7 separate regions of the Homo sapiens genome follow, and regions 1, 3, 4, 5, 6 and 7 are each linked to region 2. The links are chromatin contacts, found by Hi-C or POLR2A ChIA-PET in ENCODE. All regions are on one chromosome and are shown on one strand. Each heading gives the region's core, a stretch centred on a gene start or an enhancer-like site at or near the end of the contact. The rest is flanking DNA. Distances are from core to core; before and after follow the strand shown.

The links. Hi-C counts contacts between places; a loop is a spot of excess contacts on that map. ChIA-PET counts read pairs that join two places held with the same protein, here RNA polymerase II (POLR2A). Pooled maps may share reads with other maps.
Region 1: a map of CD8-positive, alpha-beta T cell shows a loop between it and region 2 (4-fold over the local background). The contact joins the promoter of YIPF3 here to the promoter of TFEB in region 2. A Hi-C loop is called at or near these places in 1 of 168 maps with a recorded cell type or tissue (CD8-positive, alpha-beta T cell) and 6 of 50 pooled maps. POLR2A ChIA-PET finds 5 or more read pairs at or near these places in 2 of 52 experiments (B cell and WTC11).
Region 3: a map with no recorded cell type shows a loop between it and region 2 (14-fold over the local background). The contact joins the enhancer-like site here to the promoter of TFEB in region 2. A Hi-C loop is called at or near these places in 3 of 37 single-sample maps with no recorded cell type and 2 of 50 pooled maps.
Region 4: a loop to region 2 is called in a map of CD8-positive, alpha-beta T cell, with 23 times the contacts of the local background. The contact joins the promoter of MRPS18A here to the promoter of TFEB in region 2. A Hi-C loop is called at or near these places in 2 of 168 maps with a recorded cell type or tissue (CD4-positive, alpha-beta T cell and CD8-positive, alpha-beta T cell) and 6 of 50 pooled maps.
Region 5: a map of CD8-positive, alpha-beta T cell shows a loop between it and region 2 (7-fold over the local background). The contact joins the promoter of TTBK1 here to the promoter of TFEB in region 2. A Hi-C loop is called at or near these places in 2 of 168 maps with a recorded cell type or tissue (CD4-positive, alpha-beta T cell and CD8-positive, alpha-beta T cell) and 5 of 50 pooled maps.
Region 6: a loop to region 2 is called in a map with no recorded cell type, with 17 times the contacts of the local background. The contact joins the enhancer-like site here to the promoter of TFEB in region 2. A Hi-C loop is called at or near these places in 7 of 37 single-sample maps with no recorded cell type and 4 of 50 pooled maps.
Region 7: a map of CD4-positive, alpha-beta T cell shows a loop between it and region 2 (6-fold over the local background). The contact joins the promoter of GTPBP2 here to the promoter of TFEB in region 2. A Hi-C loop is called at or near these places in 4 of 168 maps with a recorded cell type or tissue (CD4-positive, alpha-beta T cell, CD4-positive, alpha-beta memory T cell, CD8-positive, alpha-beta T cell and 1 more) and 10 of 50 pooled maps.

The regions. Positions count from the first base shown.
Region 1 is chr6:43,514,443-43,518,481 of GRCh38, reverse strand. YIPF3 (Yip1 domain family member 3) reads left to right here and starts at 1,556. Exons shown (of 9, transcript NM_015388.4): 1 at 1,556-1,755; 2 at 2,387-2,593; 3 at 2,781-2,887. The coding sequence starts at 1,675. POLR1C (RNA polymerase I and III subunit C) reads right to left here and starts at 1,393. Exons shown (of 9, transcript NM_203290.4): 1 at 1,304-1,393; 2 at 1,105-1,176. The coding sequence starts at 1,372. RefSeq lists an enhancer at 1,267-1,816.
Region 2 is chr6:41,734,228-41,738,257 of GRCh38, reverse strand. TFEB (transcription factor EB) reads left to right here and starts at 2,650. Exons shown (of 9, transcript NM_001271944.2): 1 at 2,650-2,908. It overlaps PGC (progastricsin), which reads left to right. Exons shown (of 9, transcript NM_002630.4): 8 at 430-528; 9 at 1,254-1,547. The coding sequence ends at 1,406. RefSeq lists silencers at 2,492-2,961, 3,002-3,531, 3,662-4,030.
Region 3 is chr6:43,704,762-43,708,357 of GRCh38, reverse strand. It overlaps the pseudogene EXOSC8P1. Among named protein-coding and RNA genes, the nearest start is that of MRPS18A, 19 kb to the right of the region's middle. RefSeq lists an enhancer at 362-1,204. Within about 2 kb of position 1,362, at least 8 of the 41 ENCODE cell types and tissues checked have a DNase peak (open chromatin) inside an H3K27ac peak, as active enhancers do.
Region 4 is chr6:43,685,366-43,689,175 of GRCh38, reverse strand. It overlaps MRPS18A (mitochondrial ribosomal protein S18A), which reads left to right and starts at 1,385. Exons shown (of 6, transcript NM_018135.4): 1 at 1,385-1,508. The coding sequence starts at 1,397. LOC124901320 (a long non-coding RNA gene) reads right to left here and starts at 214. Exons shown (of 2, transcript XR_007059586.1): 1 at 1-214. RefSeq lists enhancers at 1,015-1,626, 1,572-1,631.
Region 5 is chr6:43,241,105-43,245,025 of GRCh38, reverse strand. It overlaps TTBK1 (tau tubulin kinase 1), which reads right to left and starts at 1,545. Exons shown (of 15, transcript NM_032538.3): 1 at 1,318-1,545.
Region 6 is chr6:43,381,744-43,385,404 of GRCh38, reverse strand. No RefSeq gene overlaps it. Among named protein-coding and RNA genes, the nearest start is that of ZNF318, 14 kb to the right of the region's middle. RefSeq lists an enhancer at 1,727-1,906. Within about 2 kb of position 1,509, at least 9 of the 41 ENCODE cell types and tissues checked have a DNase peak (open chromatin) inside an H3K27ac peak, as active enhancers do.
Region 7 is chr6:43,627,040-43,630,719 of GRCh38, reverse strand. It overlaps GTPBP2 (GTP binding protein 2), which reads left to right and starts at 1,456. Exons shown (of 12, transcript NM_019096.5): 1 at 1,456-1,743. The coding sequence starts at 1,558. It also overlaps a transcript of MAD2L1BP not described here. RefSeq lists enhancers at 427-646, 1,267-1,446 and silencers at 1,507-1,646, 1,667-1,746.

The DNA of each region.
Region 1 (4,039 bases), core at 307-2,806, 1.8 Mb before region 2:
GCAGTCTTCTAGCCTGCTAGATTTCTCCACATGCAGAAAACAATGCATCATCATTCCCGTTCCCCAGACCCATTTCTCCTCTCAGTAAATGATACCACAATGCATCAAAGCAGTTCCCAAGCCAAAAAGTCATTTTATGCTACCCCCACAGCCTTTACCAAAGCAATCATAAATTTACCTTCTATTCTACCTTTGCTCTATTTCTACCATCAGTCTTAGTTCATGTCTTCAACCTCAGCTTCCCTTACAACAGATCTGCCTGCTCCATATGATCCTCCTCAAACTCATTCCCTCCCAGCCACCAAGGTTGCAAATCTCATCATGTCTGCTTAAGAACTATTCAATCTCCCTATCATCAACAGTGCCCAAGACACACTTCAACCTTGCCTACCACTCATGCCAGAACTACTTGGACATGCCCGGAGCACACTTCACACAAGCCATAATTTTTTTTCAAGCATTAACCTTTTTCATTGTTCATACTTTATTCCTTGTATCAACAGGTTAAAAAAGTAAAATTTTCCCAAGCACTGATTTACAGATCATGTTTATAAGCTGCACGCAAAGGTCAGTTGCCTAAACGGTAACATTCAGTAATCTATTTAAATGCAATTTTAACCCTTATTTTAAGCTAAGTGAAACAATACAAAAGACTAAATACACACAAAACCTGTATATCCTGAACTTCACTGACTTGAAACAAACCCTTCATAATTTAACTCCTGTTCTTTTTTACTTACCATTCAAGGCTCAATTGAGATGTACCCTCCTCTTGAAATGTTAAGTACCTCTCCGCCCCTCTTCCTGGTCTCAGCGTAATGCTCCCCACCCCAACCCTGCCGTCTTCATCGCTATCAACCACCTTCACCATATTACACTAGATTCACTGTTTATACACACCATTCCTCAACAAGACTGAACATCTTTGCAGAACTGGGTAGAAACCGTGTCTAATTTGGCCTGTAAACGGAGCGTCTAGCACATTGCTCAACAAACTTACAAACGGAGCGACCCCCAAGAGCAGCTTCTGAGACAGACACAGGCTGCTCAGACCACAAGGTCTGGCCTTCATAACCCTCCCCAGACAACTCCGGCCCCACTTACCTTCTCGAAGCGGTCCTGGTCCCAGGCATCATCATAACCGGAATAGTTACCGGGAAAGTCAGTAGTATGGACCTAGAGCAAAGGGACGAATTTGTCCACGAAGGGACAGTGAGCCCACAGCTATCCCCACGCCAATCCCAAGACCCATCCCTGTTCCGCTCTCATTCCTCCCGCCCGAGCTCAAGGCCACAAGGCTTACATTGCGAACCCCAAACTCCCCCAGAACCACGCGGCTCCGCATTTCCTCCACCGCCTGAGAAGCCGCCATCTTCAATCTCTCCACGAGACTAGAGGTTCTATCTCGCGCGTGCGTCCTAGTAGCCCTGCTCCGTCTCCGTGGCAACGCACCGCCTCCTGGAATCTTAAATATCGCGAGATTTTTCCCCGCCCCCGTCCACGTCCCCAGCTTCCGGAAGTTGCTTTTGTCCAAACATCCGGGCTTCTCCTTTTTGTGTTCCGGCCGATCCCACCTCTCCTCGACCCTGGACGTCTACCTTCCGGAGGCCCACATCTTGCCCACTCCGCGCGCGGGGCTAGCGCGGGTTTCAGCGACGGGAGCCCTCAAGGGACATGGCAACTACAGCGGCGCCGGCGGGCGGCGCCCGAAATGGAGCTGGCCCGGAATGGGGAGGGTTCGAAGAAAACATCCAGGTAATGGCCCCAAGGCACCAGCTGCCAGCAGCCGGAGGGCCGGCGATGTCCAGAAGTGTCTTGGGGATTCCCCCTCTGGGCCTGGAAGTCCGCTCCATTTACAAAACTCTCTTCTTTGGGTCTTCGTGCACACTAAAGTCAGTGGGATTAACATTGACCTGAAAGGGCCAGACTACTACTCCAGCCTGAGGATCTCGGGTTTCAGGGCCCGCCCGAGGCATTAGGAAGAAGGTATTCTTGGAACAAGTTAGGAGGTTGGTCGGGGTAAGGCATGGAGTGGGGTTGGGTGGGATTCACTGGCATTCGCTGAAAACATACTATGTGTATAGTTTTGTTTGGGGCTTAGGAAAGAAGGAAATGGGCACTTTTTCAGCCTTTTAGTCTTTGATAGGTAACATAGGAGAAAGACATGAATGGAAGACTAGTAGGTTTCCCAGGCTAGAAAAGATAGCCAAAGCTAGAAACCAGGCGTTCTGAGAGCATATGAGGGGGAATGGAGTGGCATGATCTGTAGTGATTCCAAGCCGTATCCTCAGCAGTGGAAGAACAAAGCCCTAAACCCTGGGATGAGCAGAGGACTTAATGGATGGAACAGAAAAGTCCTGCACTCTAGGAGCCATTGTCTTCACAGGGCGGAGGCTCAGCTGTGATTGACATGGAGAACATGGATGATACCTCAGGCTCTAGCTTCGAGGATATGGGTGAGCTGCATCAGCGCCTGCGCGAGGAAGAAGTAGACGCTGATGCAGCTGATGCAGCTGCTGCTGAAGAGGAGGATGGAGAGTTCCTGGGCATGAAGGGCTTTAAGGGACAGCTGAGCCGGCAGGTGGCAGATCAGGTAAGCAAGATTGAATCCTCTGCAGGTAGAAAAGTAGACCTAGGTATGTCCCGTGTTCTGGAATTGGTGTTGGTGATGTTCGCCCCAGGTTGTCCAGTTAGAACCATGTAGAAATCAAACGGAAAATAGGCAACAGGATCTAGAACCAACAGTACCACAATACCTATGCCCATCTTCCTTACTTCAGATGTGGCAGGCTGGGAAAAGACAAGCCTCCAGGGCCTTCAGCTTGTACGCCAACATCGACATCCTCAGACCCTACTTTGATGTGGAGCCTGCTCAGGTGCGAAGCAGGTGAGGAGCCTTCTCTTGAAGAAGCTTCCCTCCTAACACCTAGACCTTCATGCACACTACAGTCAGATTTCAAGCCCTGGGCTCTGATGGGCTCCCCGTCTTCATGACCCCATCACCTCTCATCACTGCACCTGTCACTGAAACAAGTAATAATAGCACACCATCTTCCTCTTCTTTTCCATCTAACTGACTACTCATCTTCCCTCAAAACCTACCTCAGATGTCACTTCCTCTGTTCCACATTCCTCAATCCCATCCCCAGTTTGTTCTCTCCTGGTGTTCCTATAGAACTCTGTGCTTGCCAGCCGGGCATGGTGGCTCACGCCTGGAATCCCAGCACTTTGGGAGGCCGAGGCGGGCGGATCACAAGGTCAGGAGATCGAGACCATCCTGGCTAACACGGTGAAACCCTGTCTCTACTAAAAATGCAAAAAAAATTAGACAGGCGGGTGCCCGTAGTCCCAGCTACTCGGGAGGCTGAGGCAGGAGAATGGCATGAACCTGGGAGGCGGAGGCGGAGCTTGCAGTGAGCCGAGATCGTGCCACTGCACTTCAGCCTGAGCAACAAAGTGAGACTCCATCTCAAAAAAAAAAAAAAAAGAACTCTGCGCTTGCCTCTAATAGACAGCACTTCACCACTGCTATCCTTTCTTATTCCTGGAATCTTCCTTCCAGAGACCAACAGCATCTCAAAAGCAGGCTCTGTCTTGTTTATCTTTTTATTCCCAGCACCAGAACAGTCTCAGAATCAAAATATCAGGGCATAGTTTTTGAGTGACTTTTCAAGAACTAGATTTAATCCTGGCTTGGTTTTTTTGTTCATCCTTTAATCAATGCTAATCAAATACCCAGGACCACTCAGCAGGTATTTATTAAGCATTTGCTCTGTGCCAGACGCTAAACTAATCGTATCTGGTTCAGTGGTGAAGATAGATGGGAGCCTTGCTCTTGAGTGCAGTTACAGTACAGTACTCATTCTATGATGGGGCACACAGGAGGGATATGTGAGCCAAAGCAGGTTGGTGGGTGGGACAGGACAAGTTTCCCAGAGGAAGTAAAACCTAGCTAAAATCCCAGGTATGATTAGGAGCTAGCCACTTGAGAGAAGAGGGAAGTGACTAAATTTTCATACCACTTCACATATATTTTTCA
Region 2 (4,030 bases), core at 1,401-3,900:
ATATATGCATATATATATACATATATATATGCATATATATATGCATATATATATGCATATATATATGCATATATATATGTATATATATATGCATATATATGTATATATATATGCATATATATATGCATATATATGTATATAGGCACTTGCAGAGAAAGAGCAGAGGTTCGATCTTTAATATGGGAAATCGAGGCAAGAGGAGTTAGGAGGCTCTGGGATCACTCCAAATCACACCCATTCTATGAGTCCATGGGATAATGCCAGCATTACCTACACAGGACTTTCCCTTGGAGCTGCATTCTCTAGTCCAAAAACAGGCTTAGGGCTTGGGCCCGGAGCTCAGGCCTGGGATCCAGGGGCTGAGATGATGGGGCTGGTGGGTGCTATCAGGGGGAGGATGAGTTAACCAGGGACCTATTCCTCTTGCAGTTTCTCGTGAACTGTAACAGCATTCAGAATCTGCCCAGCTTGACCTTCATCATCAATGGTGTGGAGTTCCCTCTGCCACCTTCCTCCTATATCCTCAGTGTAAGTCCTGGTCCCTGCAGGCTGAGCCACCATGATTGGGGTTGGGAGGAAGGGCTGGGGAGCCAGAAATGCTGGGTCTCCTGCCTTGTGCCATTTTCCGACTCCACGCTTGTACTCATTTATCTTCCCCACTCATTGATTCTAAACCCCCTTCTCTGGAACAAGGCTATGAAATAGAAGATTGTCATCTATGATCAATTATTATTAATTAGTGGGGAGAGGCACTGGGCTCTTTGTTGAGCACTTACTAGGGCAGACCACTGTGCAAAGCACTTTGCTTCATGATCCCATTTAATTGTCACAGTATTTAATGAGGGAGATACTCATTTCTGTTTTACAAATGAAAACTTGGAGGTTCAGAGAGGTTGAGTAACTGACTCAAGGCGACACAGCTAAGGTTTGAATTCAAGTTGGTTTGGCTCCAAGGTTTAACCACCAGGCTGATCTGCTCCAAATTGGGAGCAGGAGGGAGGTCTGTGGGAAGAGAAGTTTCCCATCATGGGGAGAGGAGACCCTGCTGAGGACCACGGCAGCCTGAATGTACCTGTTCCAGAAATCCTCCCACCCGCTCTGCTCTGGTGGCTCAGTTGGCCTATGAGCCCTCAAGGCAGAGACCCTGGCTCCCTCAGCTCTGCACTTGTGCTCCCAGCCCAGGGCTCAGAGCTGAGCAGGGCCCAGCTCATGTGTGGACAAATGAATGAGTGCTGCCTTTCTTTGTTGAGCAGAACAACGGCTACTGCACCGTGGGAGTCGAGCCCACCTACCTGTCCTCCCAGAACGGCCAGCCCCTGTGGATCCTCGGGGATGTCTTCCTCAGGTCCTACTATTCCGTCTACGACTTGGGCAACAACAGAGTAGGCTTTGCCACTGCCGCCTAGACTTGCTGCCTCGACACGTGGGCTCCCCTCTTCCTCTTGACCCTGCACCCTCCTAGGGCATTGTATCTGTCTTTCCACTCTGGATTCAGCCTTCTTTTTCTGGACTCTGGACTTTCTCTAATAATAAATAGTTCTTCTTTATGTTGGTCATCCTGTTGTTTTTGGAAGGGAGTTTTCCCTGAGTGGCTACAAGGTTTCCTGGTGGGTCACTGTGATTCTAAGAGAAATGGGACCTAAGGCATGGCTTGGGATGGGCTCTGTAACCCTCAGAGCTTAAAGTTCATACTTTTCCCCTGGAAAGGGAAGACAGTGGTAGCGCCATCATGGGTGGGTGGGTGGCGGGCCGGGGGAGAGTGTTCCTACTTGAGTCACAGAGAAATCGAGCCTATTTGCTGGAACCAACTCAGCAAGGGATCTTGTCCCTTTGGACTTCATCCCTGTCCTCCTCAGGAGCCTCTTAGCAAAAGATCCAGAAACCAGGAGCAACATTGTATGTGGGGAAGGAGGAGAGAGAGGAAGAAAAGGAGGAGGGGAAGGAGAAGAAAAGCAGGGGAGGGGCTGGGGGAGGAGACAGGGAAAAAGGGGCGGGGAAGAGGAGAAAGTAGAGAATGATGCCTCCGCACCCTGTGAACTTCCAACAAGGGAAGGTGACATGAAAGGAGCTCAGACAATTTCTGTCCAGCAACATGACAGCAAGCTCAGGCTGGTGAGTGGGGCGTGAATGTAGAACCCATAATGGGGGCAGGCTGCCTTCTACTGTCATATTTTACCCTGTACTTCGCCAGGCTCACCCTGGCCTTGCCCCTTATGATCGGGGCAGGGATAAAAGTGCAAGATCCAGGTCCTGCACCCTACTCCTGAAGAGAAGCTGGAATTTGCCACAGGTGGAGTTTCTATGGCAACAGCACACCATCTGGGACCCTCTCTTTCTTAGACTGCCGAAGGACAGCAGGCTGCAGGTTCCTTTTAGGGGGTCGGACAGGCTACAGAATGTATCTTAGTGAGCCCTGGTTTGGGACTTTACTGAGAGGAGAAAGAAAACTTGCAAAGAGGTAGAAGTGGATCAGAGGTTCCAAGTCAAGAGCCTCTTTCCCTGTAAGCCTTAGTCCGCTGAGCGGGACTACAAATCCCGGCGTGCCTAGCGGGACTGCAGCGAGAACTACGCTTCCCAGTGGGCGCCGAGGCAGAGCGGCTGGGAGGCGGGGCGGGTGCTGCCCTCTGCCGGGCGCGGAGGGAAGTGTGCGTGGAGTGACAGCCGGAGCCCGGGCGCCGGGCGCGGGGCTCGGTGACAGCGGAGGCGGCGGCCCGGGCGGGACGCAGGGAGCGGCCGCGGCGCCGACGGCGGCGGGAAGGGCGGACGGGGCGGGCCTCCCTGGTGGCACGGGGCCGGAGCAGGCCGGGAGCAGGTGGCGGGCACAGCTTGCGGGCCAGGCACCCGAACTTGCGACAAGTTGCCGGAGCCGCGGGGCGCGGGCGGCGGACAGATTGACCTTCAGAGCGAGGTGAGCGGGACCGGGGAGCGAGAGGCACGAGGAGGGCCCGGGACCCCCGACCCAGGCTCCCTGGCCCCTATCCCGTGGGTCCCGGAGACAGGTGGGAGGGTGGGGGATGCCGGCAGGAGAGGGAAGCAGGACCGTGCGCGCCGCCACCCACCCGCAGTCCGTCCGCCCCCGGGCGCCCAGCGCGTGGCCCGAGCGGCGCTGCCCGCCGAGCCGGGAGCCCCCTCGGCCCCTCCCTTCAGGCGCGGGCCGGGGGCGGCTTCTCCGCGACCTTATGTAACCGGGCGGGAGGGGCCGGGCGGGCATGGGCCTTCCCGGCCCGGAGCTGGGAGTCGAAGGGGCGGGAGGCGTGATGGTGAACTCGCAAGAAGTTTGAGGGACGCGCGGGCCCCGCGCCCACTCCCCCTCCACCGGACACGGCTGGGGCCGGCGATGCCTGAGAGGGGGTCGGAGGTAGGGGAGGTGTGCGGGGGCTGAGTCTGGCCAGGCCAGCGGGGGGAGTGGGAGGGCCAGAGCGGCGCCACGCCCCGGGGGCTGGGCTGATGGGGGGGCGGGTGGAAGTACCATCTCTCCCTCCCTTCCCGTCCCTTCCTCCAGCTCGGTCTCTTGAAGAAGCCGCCCCTGGCCCCGTCCCCTCGAGTCCCTGGGCAGTCTCTTTCTCCCCGTGGGTTATTCTATGACCCTGGGGAACACCAACCCCGGAGCGCTCCCTCCGTGCGCCCCGTTGTCTGCCTCCCCCCGGGTTCCCAGCTGCCTGCCCGCCCCCCGAGTTTCCCCCTCCCCCCGTCTCGGTCCCGAATCCCGGAAAACACGCCCCCTTCCCCCCGATCCCCCGAGTCCGTGCCGCCCACCCCTGGGCTGTCCCGACCAGCTCTGGCCCAGCGCGTCCGCTCGCCTCCTGGAAGGGAGCGGGCAGATGCCAGCTCGGCCCCCTCCCCGCGCGGGGTTCCGGCTTCACGCACGGCTGCCCCGAGCTGCTCCGGGCTGCGCGAGCAGGTTCGCGCCGCAGCCGCCTGGCGCGCCCCAGCCCCGCGCCCCGGGTGAGGAAGGGAGGGAGCCCGGGGCGGGGCTTGTCTGCGCGAACCCCGCTGGGCCCAGGCCCCCGCCCTCCGCTCTCCGCCAGCC
Region 3 (3,596 bases), core at 113-2,612, 2.0 Mb before region 2:
AGCCAAGATCGCGCCATTGCACTCCAGCCTGTGGGACAAGAGCAAGACTCCGTCTCAAAATAAATAAATAAATAAAGTCTGGTGAGCGCCCAGGCAGGAAGGGAGGAGCTGCCACCCTGCTCCATCCCTGGGTCTTTACCTGTGCAGTGGGTGTGGCCTCTGGGTCTGAGACAGACCCACGGGGTGATCAGACCTGCAGCAAGAGTAGTTGAAAGTGCCCCATCCTTGGATGAGGTCAGAAAGTCCTGAAGCCATCACTACCAAGTCTCTATCATTACACCTCAGCAGGAGATGCTGAGAGCATTTATGGAGTCCTCATTGTGTACACAGTTCTACCCTGCATGTGGTTTCTTTGTGTTTCTTGAGTAAATGCTCTCCCTGCTGCCCCAAAAACACTGTGGGTGGGCCCTGCTTATCTGGTAAAGTGATGCTGCTGATGACAGGTGGGGAGAGAGGAACTAATGGGCCTGGAGACAGGGCAAGGAGCCAGTTCAGGCCACAGAAACACCACCGAGGGGACAAACCACAGTTGGAGAGAGTATTAAGAGAGTCAACATCAGGGGGCTGCAAGACACATCCCAGACCCACCTGTAATATCAGAGGGTCTGCCTGTCTGCAGGCACCAGGCTGCCCCACCACTCTTCTGGCGGAATCACAGCCATTCTCTTCATCCCCAGAGCCACACCCCTGCTGACTCCTGCCCCTGCCTCGCTGTGGCCCCTCCGAGCCCATCAGGCAAACTGAGGCAGTGTGTTGGAGGGAGGACCTAAAGGGTTTCTGGGTTCTAGCCCTGGCTCTGCCACCAATGAGCTGAGTGACATCCCCCTGGGCTCAGTCTCCTCAGCAGTGTAGAGAGGTGGAATGCGTGAAGGGTAAGAGCATAGGCCCCAGACAAGCTCCTGGGGTTTCAGTCCCAGCGCTTTGCGTACCGGCTTTGTGAACCTGGCTGTATCTTCTTTGCATCTCGGTTTCTTCAAATAGTGTGAGGATTAAATGAGTTAATAGATAAAAAGCACTTGGAATGCTACAGAGCATGCAAGGCTCAATAAATTTTAACTCTGTATTATTATGACTCTAAGGAGGAGTACTCAGTGGTCTCTGAGGCCCCTTCCGGCTGTGGCATTCTATGACCTTGAATTCTGCCTGTACTATTATCTTTGTCTGAATTTCTAATTAGGCACCACATGTTGCCATTATTTGAGCAACCCGGGCATCTCCAATCTGGATGACTTCTTGACCTTGGGCCTCCTTGACTTACCCTTTCCTGTAACACCCAGTAGGAAGGCTGGTGCCCCCACCCATAGACTGTGGAAGGTGCCAAGCCCTTCTCAGCGCTTCTGAGGGCTAAACCTGGGGGTTCTCCCAAGCCTTTCCTCACGGAAGCCCTCTGCTTTATGGCAATCTGCCCCTAAGCCCACATCTATGCGTCAGACTTTCCTGAAGGTTCACTGTATGGTGGGAAACCGCAGCACAGAGCAGGAAGCAAGTTCAACACCAAGGTGAAACAACAGGAGTCCGGGTAAATAAACCCTGGTACGTCTACATAGTGGAACACCGTGCAGCTGTAAAAAATCACAATAATGAGGGGACAGTTGGCACTGGGAAGATGGTAGCTGGGTTCAAAACCACGGAACCTCTGGTAATTACAGGAGATTTCTGAAAGAGATCTGCCTTGCTGATGAAAGAGAACTTGGTGAATTCAGAACCACAACTGTCAACACAGGTTCAATTAGTACTGCAGTCGGTTCTCCTTTAGTGAAGCTGGGAAATACTACAGTAATGTGTAAGGTTAAAGCAGAGTTTGCAGCACCATCCACAGATGCTTCCATAAAGGATCTGTGGCTCCCACTGGGGCTCTGCCACCCTTGTGTTCCACTGAGATTTCAGTCTGGACCTCCTGGAGAAGAGATCCAAGCCACTAGCCAGATCACTGAAGATATCACTGAAAATTCACAGATAATTCAGAAAAGGAATTTATGCATTTCTCCAGGAAAGCGTGCTTGAATTCTATGCTATGATCTCATTCGCCTCTCTCATTTGCCTATTATGGAAGCATTTTGGATGCCTGCACATTTGCTTTGTAAGCAGCTTTTTAAAATGTACAGTTGCCTGAAGTTGCTAGAAAGAGACTATTTTAGCAGAAGTTAAGAAGAGAAGTTATTTGAATACTAGAACTTACCCAGCTGCAACTTCCTTTGCCGTGTTTGATGACACTTTGCTCATAGCTGACCTGACTGGAGAGGAGGAACATCTGGCAACTGGAATCTTAATAACAGTAATGGAAGAGGAAGCAGGCTCTGGTGTCCTCACCAAGCAGGTAAAAGTGGGCTGACTGGAGCTAGACTCCAGGACTAGATGAACCGAGCTGTTACAAGACACAAAGCTATTTAAAATGCAATGGATGAAGTAAATAGTATGAAACCCGAAGAAATGACCACCACATTTTCAAAGCAGATTTGTAAAAATTGTATTTGTTACACTGTGCACAAAACTTTTATACTATTAGCTGGGCGTGATAGTGCACGCCTGTAGTCCCAGCTACTCAGGAGGCTGGGGCGGAAGGGTTGCCTGAGCCCAGGAGGCAGAGGTTGCAGTAAGCCAAGATCTGCACTCAGACACTGTCTCAAAAAAAAAAAAAAAGAAAATTTTATACTCAATAAATATCAAACTACATTCTTCTGAAATATAGTTCTAGTATTTCTAGATGTTTCTAGTGTTTATGGTCACTTCACACATATATTATGTACAGTGAAACCATTTTTTTTTTCCTTTTCTTTCTGAGGCAGGGTCTCGCTCTGTCACCCAGGCTGGAGAGCAATGGCTTAGGCAAACCAACCCTAGTATGTTAAACCATTTCCCTGTTATTATTTAAAAACCATAGGATTGTGCTTCTCTATAAAGTGTGTACATTTAGCAGTGTAAAATACTGACACATTAAAAAACAAAAACAGAGGCCGGGTGCAGTGGCTCATGCCTGTAATCCCAGCACTTTGGGATGCCGAGGCAGGCAGATCACCTGCGGTCAGGAGTTTGAGACCAATCTGGCCAACATGGCGAAACCTCGTCTCTACTAAAAGTACAAAAATTAGCCAGGCGTGGTGGTAGTGTGCCTGTAATCCCAGCTACTCAAGAGGCTGAGGCAGGAGAATTACTTGAACCCGGGAGGCGGAAAAGCTTGCAGTGAGCTGAGATCATGCCATTGTACTCCAGCCTGGATGACAGAGCGAGAATCCATCTCAAAAAAAGAAAAAGAAAACAAAACAAAACTAAACAAAAAAAAAACAGAAAAAATAACGAGGAAGCTCTTGCTGCTCATGGTATGCTCACTAAGTAAATACAGTGCTAAGCAAATGCTGAGTAAATACAAAGCTAGGTGCAGAATACTGTGAATGGCATATTTACCAAAGAAAGGGGGAGGGTGTGGGAGTGGGGGAAGTGAAAACATGTTGATATACATTTGCTGCGTATACCTAGAATATCTCTGGGAAACCACATAAGAATCTGGTGAGGGGAGAAGGGGAGGGAGACTTTTCATTATATATACTTTCACACTCTTAAAATTTTAAAAGGCCGGGTGCGGTGGCTCACGCCTGTAA
Region 4 (3,810 bases), core at 136-2,635, 2.0 Mb before region 2:
TTTCCTTTCCTGTGGAGCTCCAGAGGAACATCCTATACGTCTCACAAATCTGAAAGAGGAAAAACTGGCAGTTGTATTTTCTCTTTGGTACCATAAGCTTCCTTACAACACAAGTGAGTCCAACTTGTGAAAAGAGTCATCTCCATAACTGCTCTATTAACTAGCTTATGTTTATTGAGCCCTTTTGTTTTGTTTTGTTTTGTTTTGTTTTGTTTTTGAGACGGAGTTTCACTCTTGTCGCCCAGGCTGGAGTGCAATGGTGTGATCTTGGCTCACTGCAACCTCCGCCTCCTGGGTTCAAGCGATTCTCCTGCCTCAGCCTCCCAAGTGTCTGGGATTACAGGTGCCCGCCACCACACCCACCTAATTTTTGTATTTTTAGTAGATAGGGTTTCACCATGTTGGTCAGGCTGGTCTTGAACTCCTGACCTCAGGTAATCCACCCGCCTCAGCCTCCCAAAGTGCTGGGATTACAGGCATGAGCCACCACACCCGGCCGATCACTTATGTTTTATCACATCTAATCTTCAGGGTCTAGTCCTCCCCTAGGCCCTATAAAATAGATTCTACTCATTCATTCAACAAGTATATATTGTACTCTTATTATGTGTCAGGAACTATTCTAAGTGCTGGAGATGTGCGAGTCAACAGAAAACAATGTTCCTGACTTCATGGAGCTTACAGTCTGGTGAGAAGACACATACAAAACAAACATAAAACTGAAATTGTCCCAAGCACTAAGATGGAGAGGCATCTGGTGCTGAGAATGGGCAGTCAAGCAAAACTGTGGAAATAAGGTTTGAGGTGAGCTCTAAGAAATAAGCAGAAGCTAACTAGACAGCTAAAGAGCAGACAAAGGAAATAGCTTGTATCAAGGCCCTGGGGCTAGAGAGAGGTCTAAGTATATGCAAATCAAAGATCAGTGTGGCAGTGGTCAGGGAAGAAGGGGGTATCAATTCTATCCCAGGTCTGCCTGATATCCGATACTCCAGAGCCAGAGTTCCTAACCATTTCAGCCTCTCCCGTAGAGGTCTAGCCCCAGTCACAGAAGCTAAAAGTCCACAGCTCACGTGCAGTGAAGAGAAAGCTTTAAAGACATAGGTGGGGTGTTGCGTGCGATTTTCCTAAGGAAGCCTTCCAGGAAACGAATGCAACCTTGAAGACTTGTAGGCATTGGCAGACAGGAGCTAGAAGACCTCCCCTAGATCCTTAACACGAAATATAGGCTTGACGCAGAAGCCTCTCTTCGTATCCCAAAGCGGACAGGTGAGAGAAATGATGTGACAGGAGCAAGCGAACTACAACCCCGCCCCGCCGTTCCTGCCCCACCACTGCGGCGGCGGGCGCTACGTTCCGGAAGCGGAAATGGACGAGAGGTCAGGGTAGGTTTTTGAAGATGGCGGCCCTCAAGGCTCTGGTGTCCGGCTGTGGGCGGCTTCTCCGTGGGCTACTAGCGGGCCCGGCAGCGACCAGCTGGTCTCGGCTTCCAGCTCGCGGGTTCAGGGAAGGTGAGTCATGCGTCCCAGCAACCTCCTGAAATTAAGAAGAGCGGCAGAGACTGCTTCCGCCAGCCCCGGTGCGCTCCTTCCTACCTTTCCTTCGTCCGATTCTGAAACTTTGGAGGTACCGGCTCCCCAGGCGTGCTTAAAAGCCCCTTCCACACCCTGGTGCCTTATCTTGATCTCCTGCCCCTTGTGAGTATCTTCACAAGGCGGAGGAGGACGGAGAGAAAAGCCTGCTTACTTAGCAGGAGCAGACACTAAACCTGTCCTAGGGCTCAGAAAAGTTTTCGGAAAGGGTTTGCATGTTAATTCTTCCTTCCATGTTCTCCGAATCGCAGTCTCTTTTATTAAAGAGTCTCTGGATCACGAAGGAAGGCCATCTGGGTACCCTCCCAGAGCCTCCCTTTCCACTTTCCCTTCTCAAAATGCTGTGATCTGATGGCGGCGTTCTCTGCCCCGGGCCGCTAGTCTCCCTGTGAGGGGGAGGCCAAAGTGGAAAGGCCATTGAATAGCTGAGACATAGGCAAATGCAGGATGGTAGTTCAGCTTTTCATTAATCTTAATCTGGGAAAGCGGCCTGATTCGAGCATCAACTGAGAGTTTACTGAATGCCAAGTGCTATGCTTCAAGCTGTGAAGGAATTCTGGAGACAGAAAATACAGCCCTTTTTCTGAAAAGCTTAGGTTCTAATGAGATTATGTATATACACACTCCAATAAATGCAAGTTAGCCTTTTACGTGACGAAGTACAGGGAGACTCAGTTACTGGAAACGGCAAACCCAGTTGGAAGTTTTCATAAAGAGGATGTGTCTTGAGCAGGCTCACAAAAGGATGGAATCTGGCGGAGAGTGAAACGGTCTTTTAGGACATAGCCTTCCTTTGTGTACTCCTGGAAGCAGGAAAGGATGAGTGATGTGCAAAAGAAGAGATGTGGGGTTTTTTGAGGATCTGGCATAGTATTGGGCAGCATATCCTTTAACGAAAGCTGAGAAGTATCCAGTGGAAAAGAGTGATCATTGTTGTCAGAGGGAGCAGAAAAGTCTAAAAAGGGCCTAATGAAGGGGCCATTGGATTTGTCTCAGAAGAGGTCTCTTTGTAGCTTTCAAACAGCAATTTCAATAGAGTGGCAAACAAGGAATCCAGTTTGGAGAAATGAAAGAGATAGTTGATGAAGAGATGGAAATAGTAAGTATGTTTGAAGAATTTAGCCCGTAAGGGAAGTGGAGCATTTGCTAGAAAAAAAAGTCTGGATATTGCCTGATTAACTTATCCATTAGTAGACCCATTAATAAAGACACTAAAGAAATCATGCAGATGATAGAGAGGACTTGGATGTTTCATTTGTTCCCATGCTGCAAAATAGGCATATCTCCATACCATTTTGGGGAGTCTACCAAGTGTCAAACACTATTGGCTACAATTTGCATATTCTTATGAAATTCAAAGTTGAGGCAGATTTTGCTATGCTTCCAGAAAAAAAGGCAAGAGGAATCGTTTTGTTTTAACAACAAATATTTGAAGTTAGACTTAATTTTTTCCTTTGGAGAGTTTGTGAAATGATGGACTGTAAGCCAGGTACAGTGGTACATATCTTTAATCCCAGCACTTTGGAAGGCCAAGGTGGGAGGATCACTTGAGCCCAGAAATTGGAGTCTAACCTGGGCAACGTAGTGAGAACGCCCACCTCTTTAAAAAAAGTAAAAAAGGATGGACTGTAAATCAAATGGGTCTCTGAAGTCCTTCATCTAAATGTTAGGTTGAATTAATATGATTCTACATGAAGGCACTACCATATTCTATATTCTTAAGAATCACCTATCTTCAAAGCTTGTAAATGAAAACATTTTCTTTTGCTAGTCTATGCATTATGTGTAAGGCATAAAGTATTATACATATAGCTAATTTTGACTAGTCTCAGCTGGTATATGTGACACCCAAACAATATTGTACACATAGAATTTAAAGTTGTGGGAAAGAAGCTGGTTCTCTTGCTGAAAATATTCAGGCATCCTACTTTTCAAAGTATCAGATAATAATACATAATTTTAGTCAGCTCTTGAGGACTGAGCACCAATTTTCCTGTCTATGAAGACTTTCAGTCTAAAACAGTGATTTTCAACTGGGGGGCAATTTTGTCCCCCAGTAACAATTGGCCATGTCTGCAGACATTTTTGGTTGTCACAACTGGTACTACTGGCATCTGGGGGGTAGAGGCGAGGGACGCTGCTAAACATAATGCACAAGTCAGTTCCCCACAACAAAGAACCATCTGGCCCAAAATGGCAGTCCTGCTGCTGTTGAGAAAGC
Region 5 (3,921 bases), core at 296-2,795, 1.5 Mb before region 2:
TCTTTCTTCAAGTGACTAAGCTGAGCTGTTTCCTCCAATCCTTACAACTTCAGAGCATCAGGACTTCCCTCTTTCTGCCAAAGTGGGATATGGGGCATCAGGAATTTGAAGGGCAGTGAGGGCAGTGGCAGGATGAAGGGAGAGGTAGGGATGGGGGTTCTAGAATAAAGGTGGAGGAGACAGGTTGAGGACAAGACTGAAGAAGCAATTGAACTGGTGGGAGGGGGCCTTCAGAAGCTAAACTGGGTGAACTCTGGTGGGCTTTCCAGTCCTGGGACAGTGGATCTGTTAGGTTGATAAGGAAAATTTGTGTCCTGCTCTCATTTTATAGATGAGCAAACCAAAAAGAAACAGATGAGGCAAGAGAAGGAAGAGTGGAGCCAGGAAGATAAATGAGGGTTACCTGCTTCTCCCTCTCCACCCTCCTTCTCTCTGTGTCTGAGGACTATGCTCAGCTGAGACTGGGTTGGATGATACAAACATGGGACACTTGGCTGCCCCGTTACTGCCGCCTCAGACCCCTATGTGCACATGGGCGCATGGTGAAGGCGAGGGCTTATGCAGGAGTTTGTATGAATATCTGTCAGAGAGTGCAGATAGGAGCATGTGGGGCCAGTGATGGTACACAGGGGTACGTGGAACTGGTGGGAGCTCATCATGGCCTGTGAATACAAGTGTTGATGTGTAACTCTGCAAGGTGTCAGCAGGTGTGTGTGAGAATCTGGGAGCCCAGGTAAGGAGAGGTGATGGAGACTAGCGAGGGGTGATGGGAACAGGTGAAAGAGGTGTGGAGGGAGGCAGAGGGGAATGGCAGGGATGAGGAGCGACAGGATCAGAGGAGAGGGGTGGGTAGGATAGAGACCCGTGAGAGATAATGATGACAGGCAAGGAAGAGATAGGACCATGGGAGGGATCTCTGGGCACAGTTGAGGGGGTGAGGAAGTAGGTAAGAAGGCAGGTGGGAGGCATGGAGGGACTGAGGACAGGGAGGGAGGTTACGGAGACAGCCGAATGATTCGTCAGGGATGACAGGAGAGCCAGGGGTGAAGCCATGGGGACAGGGGACGGAGGTGAGTGGGGAGGAGCAAAGTGCCCGGAGGACGGGTTGGGGAGGGAGGTCTGTGTGCTGGGGACAGGGAGCGGCTCCAGGCCTCGGCGCGGCCCAGGCGGTGTAGGCCAGCGTCCCAGCCCAGCGGGCGGCGACAGCAGCGCGGAGGGGAGCCCAAGAAGGCTGCGCTGGGAGGCGAGCCAGGCGGAGCCCCCTGAGCCCACGAAGGAGCCCCCGCCCCGACCCCGGCCCGCCCCGCCCCGCCTCACCTGCTCTGTGCCCGCTGCGGCTGCGGCTGCGGCGGCGGCGGAGGCAGCAGCTCGGGGCGGCGCATCCCCCGGGGCCGGGGCGGGGCGGGGGCGGCTCAGTGCGGCGTTGGGTGACCCGCTCCCTCCGGCGGCGGCGGCCTTCCGACCCGGATCATCCCGGCCCGGCCCGGCCCCGATCCTCCTTGGGCGACGGCGGCGGCAGCGGCAGAGCGGGGAGCTGCCCACAATGCACCGCGCCGCCAGCATCAGCACCAGCCCTGACATCACCGCCCGCCGCCCGCTCTGACATCACGGCTCCTCCTCTGACATCACGTTCCGACGGCCCCGCTCCGCTCTCCTCCAGCCCTGGGACTCTCTGGCTGTCCCGCTCCAGCTCTCAGGTTCTCCTTACAGCTCTCTGCCACCCGCTTGACTCCATCTCCCAGCACAGCCCCATCACTCCTTACCTGTTCCCATAAAACTCACCTGTCTCCATCACCCTTTATCTTCCCCACTCCTAGCATGTCTAAAATTCCTCATCTGACCCATCAGTCTCGCCTGATTCCCCACTCCATCCTCTACATGTTTATATCGCCTTCCTCTCAACTCATCCCCCTCTCCTGTACCCATCCTCCCATACGTCCCCATCACCCACCACTTCTGGGACCATCCCACACTCGCACCCACCACCCGTCATGTGCAATTCTCACCTCACCACCTATATGCTTTATCTTTTGGCTCAATCTGTGTCTCTCTTTCTTTGGCCCTTTCTTTCATTTGTGGACAAACTCTGCCATTGGTTTTTACTGCTTACCAAATAAGATGGACACTCTTTACTGTAACATCAAAACATCTTCCCAACATGGACCCATTAGGCCATTACTCCCCTTCTGACATGTTGGGTTACTCAACAACTCAACATTCCAACATTCCTTGAACAACACATTCTGCATGCCGCCTGTCTCTTTCAGTTTCTTCCTTCTTTTTTTTTTTTTTTTTTTTTGAAACAGGGTCTCACTCTGCTGCCCAGGCTGGAGTGCAGTGGCACAGTCTCAGTTTATTGCAACCTCTGCTTCCTGGACTTAAGCGAGTCTCCAGCCTCAGCCTCCCAAATATTTGAGACTACAGGCATGAGCCACTATCCCCGGCTAATTTTTGTATTTTTTGTAGAGACGGGGTTTCACCATGTTCCCCACGCTGGTCTTGAATTCCTGAGCTCAAAGCCATCTGCCCACCTTGGCCTCCCAAATTTCTGGGATTACAGGCATGAGCCATTGTGCCCAGCCAGTTCTTTCCTTCCTTAATGCCTTCAACAAATGCATCAGAGCAACTTGAATAATAATAACAACAACAATGGGCCAAGTGCAATGGCTCATGCCTATAATCCCAACACTTTGGGGGACCAAGGCAGCAGGATCGCTTGAGCCCGGGAGTTCAAGACCGGCCTGGGCAACATAGTGAGACCTCATCTGTACAAAAAATTTAAAAATTAGTTGGGTGTGGTGGTGTGCACCTGCAGTCCCAGCTACTCGGGAGGCTGAGGGGGGAGGATTTCTTGAGCCCAGGAGGTCAACACTGCAGTGAGCCGTGATTATGCTACTGCATGCCAGCCTGGATGACAGAGCGAGACTCTGTCTCAATAATAACAACAACAACAACAACAATTGCAGCAGTTATTTACTTCTGCCAGATACTACTCTAACTTTACATATGTTAATTGCTTTAATCCTGATGACAACCCTATGAAGTAAGAGTACTATTGTTATCCCTTGTTTTATAGATGAGGAAACTAAGATACAGACAGGTTAAGTAATATGCATTGGGTTACACAGCTAGAAAGTGGCAGAGCTGGAATTCAGTCCCTGGCTCTGGAGTCCATGGTTCTAATCACCACATTGGGAGGAAGGATCATTGAGCCTGCAAGAGTAGTCAGGGAAGGCTTCTTGGAGGAGGTACATTCAACTGTAATTTGAGGAATTAGTAGAATTAGTAGAAGTTTGCCAACAGACAAGTGGGGCCAGGGCAGAGCATGAAAGAGACTTCCAGGCTGAGAAGACAGCATGAGATGAGGCTGGGGCGGGCGTGTGCAAGATCATGAAGGACCTTGTGTGCAGTGCTAAGAAGATTAGATTTTATCCATTTGGTTTTTGGAACTGTAGTGGATACTGTGGAGAGCCATTCAGATCTCCCTCCAGAATGTAGGTGCTTATTCTCCCAGATATGAGATGTTGAAGGCTGACTGCTTTCAGCTGACCTGTTCTCTGGGAATTGCCCTTGGCCAAGGGAGCTGCCTCATCCAAGATCATACCCCCTTCCTGGGACATCCCACATCCAGTTGATGAGTATAAAGGCCTGACCCCCTTGCTTCAACTGGGGACAGCTCTGAAGGGATATCCTATTTTCAAAATTAATAGGGACAGCTGAGGCTTCTATTGAGACTATATCAGAGCTCAACTTCCCCTTCCATGCAACCTTGCCTTCTTCAGTCCTCCACAGAGGTTGATCACCAGAGCACTTCCCAATAAACTTACTGTGCGATCATCTCTGTCTCAGAGGCAGTGTCCTGGAGAGCCTGATTTTCAGATAGGAAACCACTGAGGAGTTTTGTGCAAAGATGAGACATGG
Region 6 (3,661 bases), core at 260-2,759, 1.6 Mb before region 2:
TATTTCTTGATGTTTAGTGATCTTGCATACAGGTGCTCCCTTCAAAATGAAGGACAAGTTGCTTTACTTGTGCTACCTACCCCTAAACCAAAAGAGTCACATCACTTAGGTGAATTTAGAGACAACATTGATCATATTTGGGTTACTGCTCTGACCTCCTTATCTGGTCACTTGAAATGAAGCCATACTTGAGTGAGATTCAGAGGAAGAAAAGGTTCTCCAGCTGGTCCAGTCTGCAGTGCAACTTAGTCCTTGCGATCCTTATAATGTTCAAAGTGTTTGTGGCAGACTGAGGTACTTTATCATCTATGGCATGTCCTGATAGAATAATCATAGCAGAGGCCCTCTGAGCATGCCTTTTGGCAGGTAAATATTCTCTCTTTGAGAATCAGCTCTCAGCTTGCTGCTGGGCCACGGACACAGCATGATCATGGAACCCAGCATGATCACAGCATAATCATGAACTGGCTATCATCTGGTCTTCCTAGGTATAAAGCTGGTTCATACCTAGGACATGGATCCATTATCAAGTAGAAATGACATACACAAAATGAGGCCACAGCAGATCCTGAAAACACAAATGGCTCCTAGCACCCACACCACTACTTCTGCTGCATTGCTATTTCATCTACCACTATAACCAATGAAATGGGCCTTGTTACCAGACTGCAGTGGAATAAAGTCATGATTAGTTTGTAGCTGTCTTCACCTAATGTGCTGGCATTAGAAAGAAATGGGCTGCTGTGATACTGTGGCCCCCAATCAAGGGTGACCCTGAAGGACACTGAGGATAGTCAGGACTTCAAGAAATACAACTACCTGACCAGTTTTCCCAGAAGGAGAAACAGGTTAAGAGTCTACACTGATTTGGCCGGGCCCGGTGGCTCATGCCTGTAATCCCAGCACTTTGGGAGGCCGAGGCAGGTGGATCACGAGGTCAGGAGATCGAGATCATCCTGCCTAGCATGGTGAAACCCCGTCTCTACTAAAAAATACAAAAAAAACCCCAAAAAAATTAGCCAGGCATGGCGGCACGCACCTGTAGTTCCAGCTGCGTGAACCTGGGAGGCAGAGCTTGCAGGGAGCTGAGATCGCGCCACTGCACTCCGGCCTGGGTGACAGAGCGAGACTCCATCTCAAAAAAAAAAAAAAAAAAAAAGAGTCTGAGGTTAATGGTTTGGCTAGATGATTAGGGAGTTAGAAGTGATATTAAAATGAAGTTGGAGAAGTATAATGTGGAAGAACTTCTTAAAATGGTTCCCAAATGTGACAGTATCTGTCATGATTCAGTTGCAGACCACAGATACCACTCTACTTAATTTAAGGGAGAAGGGCGTTATTACCAGGGATCACGTGTGGCTTACACAATATTTGTAAGGGGTAGGGGAAGAAGCTTTAGGTGGAGCTTGTAAGAGCACTCCCCACACCCAGAATCTCACTGATTCTGCTATGCTTGGGTAAGCTATGGCTTCCACTGCAGGAAACCAGCAAATCAGCACGTCGGTAACCACAGAACCACACTTCCTCTGTCATGATTCACAGCAGCAAAGTGAATACTTCATATCCTGCCTCTTTCTCCACATCACTCAGTTAACTGGGTTTCACATTCAAGTCTCATGGGAATATACCTGATTGGCAAAAATCTCAATTACACCTGAAACCATAACTGTAATAGGATCTGAGAAATACAGCTTTTATCTTTCTAGACTCTCAGTATAGAAAGGTACGAAGGAGTTTAGAATGTATGTTGAGAAAACCAGTCTAAGGAGTTTAGAACGTATGTTGAGAAAACCAATCTACTATAATGAGAACATTTGTGCCTCGTGAGTAGAAGAGGGTTATCAACAATCAGGTAGAGAAGATGAACTGCTCTATGGATGGTATCCACCCTTTCCCCTAGTTACACCAGAGTGTGCTGTATGAGCTTGTGAACAAAGTGACCATGGGACCACTGATGGAGGCAATGCATGTTGAGTGTAAAGGCTCAATCACGTGGACGTTCTCACACTAAGATTGACCTGCTACTGCCAGTTTGGACCTCTTCCTTCATGGACAGGGCAGTAATTTATCTTCATTGTAGAAGAAACTTACTTTAAATTTCTATATATTTTTCCTACTCACTGTATTTTTGCCAGCACCATCCAGAAACTTACTGAATGACTCATAAGGCATTCAACATGACATCCCACACAATGATGCTTTTGGCCAAGGGAGTACTTTTACGGTGGAAGAAGTAAGACAGCTGGGATACACAATTCAACTCTTCTGGGATTCCTTATTTAGTTTTATTGTATATTCCAGCTAGTCTTATAGAATAGGCTTACTGAGGTCTTAGTTTTTATTTTGCCAACTGGAGACAACATCTCATAAGATCATAGCGGTATCAGCCGGGTACGGTGGCTCACGCCTGTAATCCCAGCACTTTGGGAGGCCAAGGCGGGTGGATCACTTGAGGTCAGGAGTTCGAGACCAGCCTGACCAACATGGTGAAACCCCATCTCTACTAAAAACACAAAATTAGCCAAGCGTGTTTGGCACATGCCCGTAATCCCAGCCACTCGGGAGGCTGAGGCAGAAGAATAGCTTGAACCCAGGAGCTGGAGGTTGCAGTGAGCCGCAATCGCACCATTGTACTCCAGCCTGGGTGACAAGAGCAAAACTCTGTCTCAAAGAAAGAAAGAAAAAAAAAGATTAGAGTGGTATCCTACAGAATGTGACATAAGCTCTGAAATAGTGACCAACGATGTGGAGCATTTCTCTCATAACCAAAAATATACAAGGGTGGGGATGAGATATATAGGTGAGGTGGTACCTATTACAGTTACACTTGTGGCTGGGCGTGGTAGCTCACACCTGTAACCCCGGCACTTTGGGAGGCTGAGGCAAGGGAATCTCTTGGGCCCAGGAGTTCAAGACCAGCCTGGGGAACATGGCAAAATCCAGTCCCAACAAAAAGTACAAAAAATTAGCAGGGTGTGGTGGCATATACCTATAGTCTCAGCTACTTGGGAGGCTGAGGGGTGGGAGGATTGCTTGAGCCCAGGAGGTTGAGGCTGCAGTGAGCCATGATCATGCCAGCCCGGCCAACAGAGTGGGACAGTTTCTCAAAAAAAAAAAAAAATACACTTGTATCCTTAACAAATTACTACAAACTTGGAAAGTAAAAAACAACACATATTTATTATCTTACAGCTCTGGAGTGCAGAAATCCAAAATGGGTCTCACTGGGCTAAAATTAAGGTGTGGACAGGGCTGTGTTACTTTTGGAGGCCCTAGGTGACAAATCTTGCCTGTTCCCTTGGCTTTTTTAACTTCTGGAGGTTACCCACATTTCTTGGCTCATGGCCCCCCTTTCAAAGCCAGCAATGGCTGGTCGAATCTTTCCCATGATGGAGTGCTCTAATACTGACTCTCCTGCCTCCCTCTTGCTTTTAGAAGGTAACCACTGGTGATTACATTGGGCCCACTTAGATAATAGAGGATCATTTTCCCATCTTCAGGCCAGCTAATTAGCAACCTTAATTCCATCTGCAACCTTAATTCCCTCTTATCATGTAACATATTCATAGGTTTTGAGGATTAAGATGTGGATATCTTTGGGAACTATTATTCTCCCCACTACATCAACTCTGAGCTCTGCTGGTGAGAAATATTCCACCAG
Region 7 (3,680 bases), core at 207-2,706, 1.9 Mb before region 2:
CCAGGCTGGAGTGCAATGGCGTGATCTCGGGTCACTGCAACCTCCGCCTCCCGGGTTCAAGCGATTCTCCTGCCTCAGCCTCGCGAGCAGCCGGGATTACAGGCATGCGCCACCACGCCCAGCTAATTTTTGTATTTTTAGTAGAGACGGGGTTTCGCTGTGTTGGCCAGGCTGGTCTCGAACACCTGACTTCAGGTGATCCGCACACTCCTTGGCCTCCCAAAGTGCTGTGATTTACAGGCGTGAGGCACCGCACCCGGCTGAGTTGTTTAATTTCTTGACCGTGTATGAGCACCTCGCAGTTCGAGAAGAGGGGAGAAGTGGACACACTGTGAGTGGTCTGAGTCATGAGACAGCCATGCGGCTGTGAATTGAGCCCTAGCGTCCTGACTCGCAGCTCAGCAACATAACTGCTTTTCCACCCTGCCTTTCTGTGTTCTGTGCACTGGCTTATGTCGCTGAATGTATGTACTCTGTAGAGTGCAACAGCACTAAAGAGCTGGAGATTGCTTCACAAGAGAGTCAAAAGCCAAAAATCCCCTGTGGCCCTAGGCCAAGTTTCTATTCCCGGCCACTGCCCCGCCCTCGTGGTGGTTGGTGTAACCCGAGCCCTAGCCCCGCCCGAAGTAGGGGCCAGGCCCCTCCTACAGTCTTGGCCGTTTAAAACCAAACTCAGTTCTTCCCGATTGGTTCTGCTTCAAAACAAAGGGGAGGAGGAATACTCGCTTTGGGTATGCTTGCAGCCTTCGGGGAGGAAGCTGGTTTACGGGTTCGGGTCTCGTGTCGGGGCCACCGCGGTGCCTCCGGTTATTAAAACCAGCCCCTGGACGGTGCCAGCCTGGTAATAAAGCAGTGACTACTATGTAAAGGTAGCATAATCATCCCAACAATAACAGCCGTAATTTGGCTAATCACCATCCGCCTCCGCCCTGGCGTTCGCCCTGACTCACCCCAGCGGCACGCGGGCCATAGGGGAAGAAACTGAGGCAGAGGCGGAGCCAGCAGGCTGGCGGCACCAGTAGCCTCAGTTCTGCAGCTCTCGAGGTCCAAAACCTGTTGTCTAGGATCCGCGCTAAAGGGCCAAATCCCGGAGCGCCCACAAAGCTCGATTCTGATGTAAGCTCTTCTACGCTGGTGTCCTCGCGTCCCCACCCCAGGCCTCGAGGCTCTAAATTCCCCCCAAGTCCTAGAAAAAGAACATAGCGCGAGGACTGGAAGTCAGACTACAGCTCCCTTAAGCCTTTGCGCGCCAAGGCGCGCTCCTTCCCCACGCCTCCGACGACTCCCGCGGCCACTTGCGCCGCGATGCCTCCTGGGAGTTGTAGGGCGGCGACGTGTCATTTAAGTGAATTCCCAGGCCTGGGGACTCTATATCCCGTGGTGCCCCGCGGCTGTTTCTGACGCGACCCGGAGGCCAGGGAGGTGGGGGGCGTAGCTTGTGCAGAGCCCCACCCCACTCTGCTCAGGCCGGCCGGACACGGCAGTGGCAGTAAGGGCGGCGGCGACGGCGGCGGCGGTCGGGGGAGGGGCCGGGCGGGGGGCTGGCGGCAGCGGCGGATGGACTCGCGGGTATCGGAGCTGTTCGGCGGCTGCTGCCGGCCCGGAGGGGGCCCGGCCGTGGGCGGAACCCTCAAGGCTAGGGGGGCCGGCAGCAGCAGCGGCTGCGGGGGGCCAAAGGGAAAGAAGAAGAACGGAAGGAACAGAGGGGGCAAAGCCAACAACCCCCCGTATTTGCCCCCCGAGGTGAGCACCTGAGAAGTGGTAGGGCGGGAAGAAGCCACTCTTTCCGGCCCAGGACTCTAGGGAGGCGGGACCCAGATAATTAATCTCCCCTTCCGGTGTCGAGACCCCAGGGAGGAGGGGCACGGGAGGAGAACACCTCTTTCAGGTCCCGGGACCCCAGGGAGGAAGGGCAGAGACTGGACTCTCAGGTGACAGGACCTCAGGGAGGAAGAGTGGAGAGGGAGGACTCCCCCTTCTGATCTAGATTACCCCAGGAGAGAAGTAGAGAAAGGGGATCCCAGGAAGAGCACCCCGACCAACTGCGTGTGCCGCCATAGGGCAAGAGAGACTGCATCCTGGGACGAGAGGCAGACAGTAACCACCACTTCTTCTAAACTTGTTCCACAGGGAGAAGGGGAGTACCCGGGAAAAGAGCAATATGTTCCACACGGACACACACACAGTACTCGGGAAAAGAGCAGTATGTTCACTACACACACACACACACACACACACACACACACACAGCCTAAGCCAGTGGTTATCAAACTTTGGCATGTATCGAATCACCCGGATTGCTGGCCCCCAACGCCTGGCCAATTTTATTTTTTTATTATTTATTTATTTATTTTTTTTGAGACGGAGTCTCTGTTACCCAGGCTGGAGTGCTGTAGGGCTATCTCAGCTCACTGCAACCTCGGCCTCCCGGGTTCTCAAGCGATTCTTCTGCTGCAGCCTCCCGAGTAGCTGGCATTACAGGTGCCCGCCACCACGCCCAGATAATTTTTGTATTTTTAGTAGAGATGGGGTTTCACCATGTTGGCCAGGCTGGTCTCAAACTCCTGACCTCAGGTGATCCACCCGCCTCGGCCTCCCAAAGTGCTGGGATTGCAGGCGTGAGCCTCCGTGCCCAGCCTAGAATTTCTGATTCTTTCTTACTAGTGAGGATGGGCCTGAGAATTTGCATTTCTTATAAGTTCCCGTGTGATACTAATGCTGCTGGTCCCAGGACCTCACTTTGGGAACCATTGGTCTGGGCCCTAGACTGTCATTCTTGTACCACATTTTTTGAAGCCACCCATCCCCAGAAAAATGATTAAAAGGTTTTTATTGATGGGGAAAAAAAATAATCTCCTTAACACACCATGAAGTGGAGATTATGAGTGAAGACCTGTTAGGGCCTGGGAGCCAGACAGCCTTGAAGGGATGGAATGATAGGAAGGGAAGAGGAAAACTAAAATATCCAGAGAGGCGGGTAGAAAAATGCAGACTGGCCAAACAGGCAAATCCCATATCCCTTTGTACCTGGGAGGGGAAGCCTCAGGTAACAGGGTGCTTCTGTGCTGTGCTACCCACTGGAGCTAGAAGAGACTGTGGGGTGGATTCAGGATTTCACCTCCACTGAGGTTAGGGGGCAAGAGGTAAAGGCCATAGCGAGTCTGTCCGCTTCATTACATTTTCTGAGTTTTTCTGTTCCTCTCAGCCCCAGCTTTGGAGCTCTTCTCCTCTCTCACCTAGATCTTCTCGGTCATCAGGCTTGTAGTGACCATTGCTGAGCTCACCCTTTGGCTCTGATCCAGAACCTCTTGCAGCCTCTTACTCTAGATGACATCAGCTGAAAGGGGCAGGCAGGGAGGAAATGGTGTTTCCTAGACCAGTGACAAAGAAAGGTTTTAACAGCCTGGGCACAGAGGAGACATAGACTTCTGGGAAAAGCAGGTTTGAGGCCCTGGAGGTGGGGAGGAAGGGATGATCTTGCATCTAGGAAGAACGTGCTGCCAGTGATCAAAGAATGGATTGATTCAGTGTTCTGTTCCTGGCTTAAATGGGTGACTCCTTGTGTCCTTATAGGCCTTCCCTTCATAGAGGCTATGCTGGGGGTGAATAGAGGATCTTGTCTGCCACTGACCTTTGACAGGCACTTGCCTAACCAAGTGCCAGTGGGGCTTCCTGCTTTC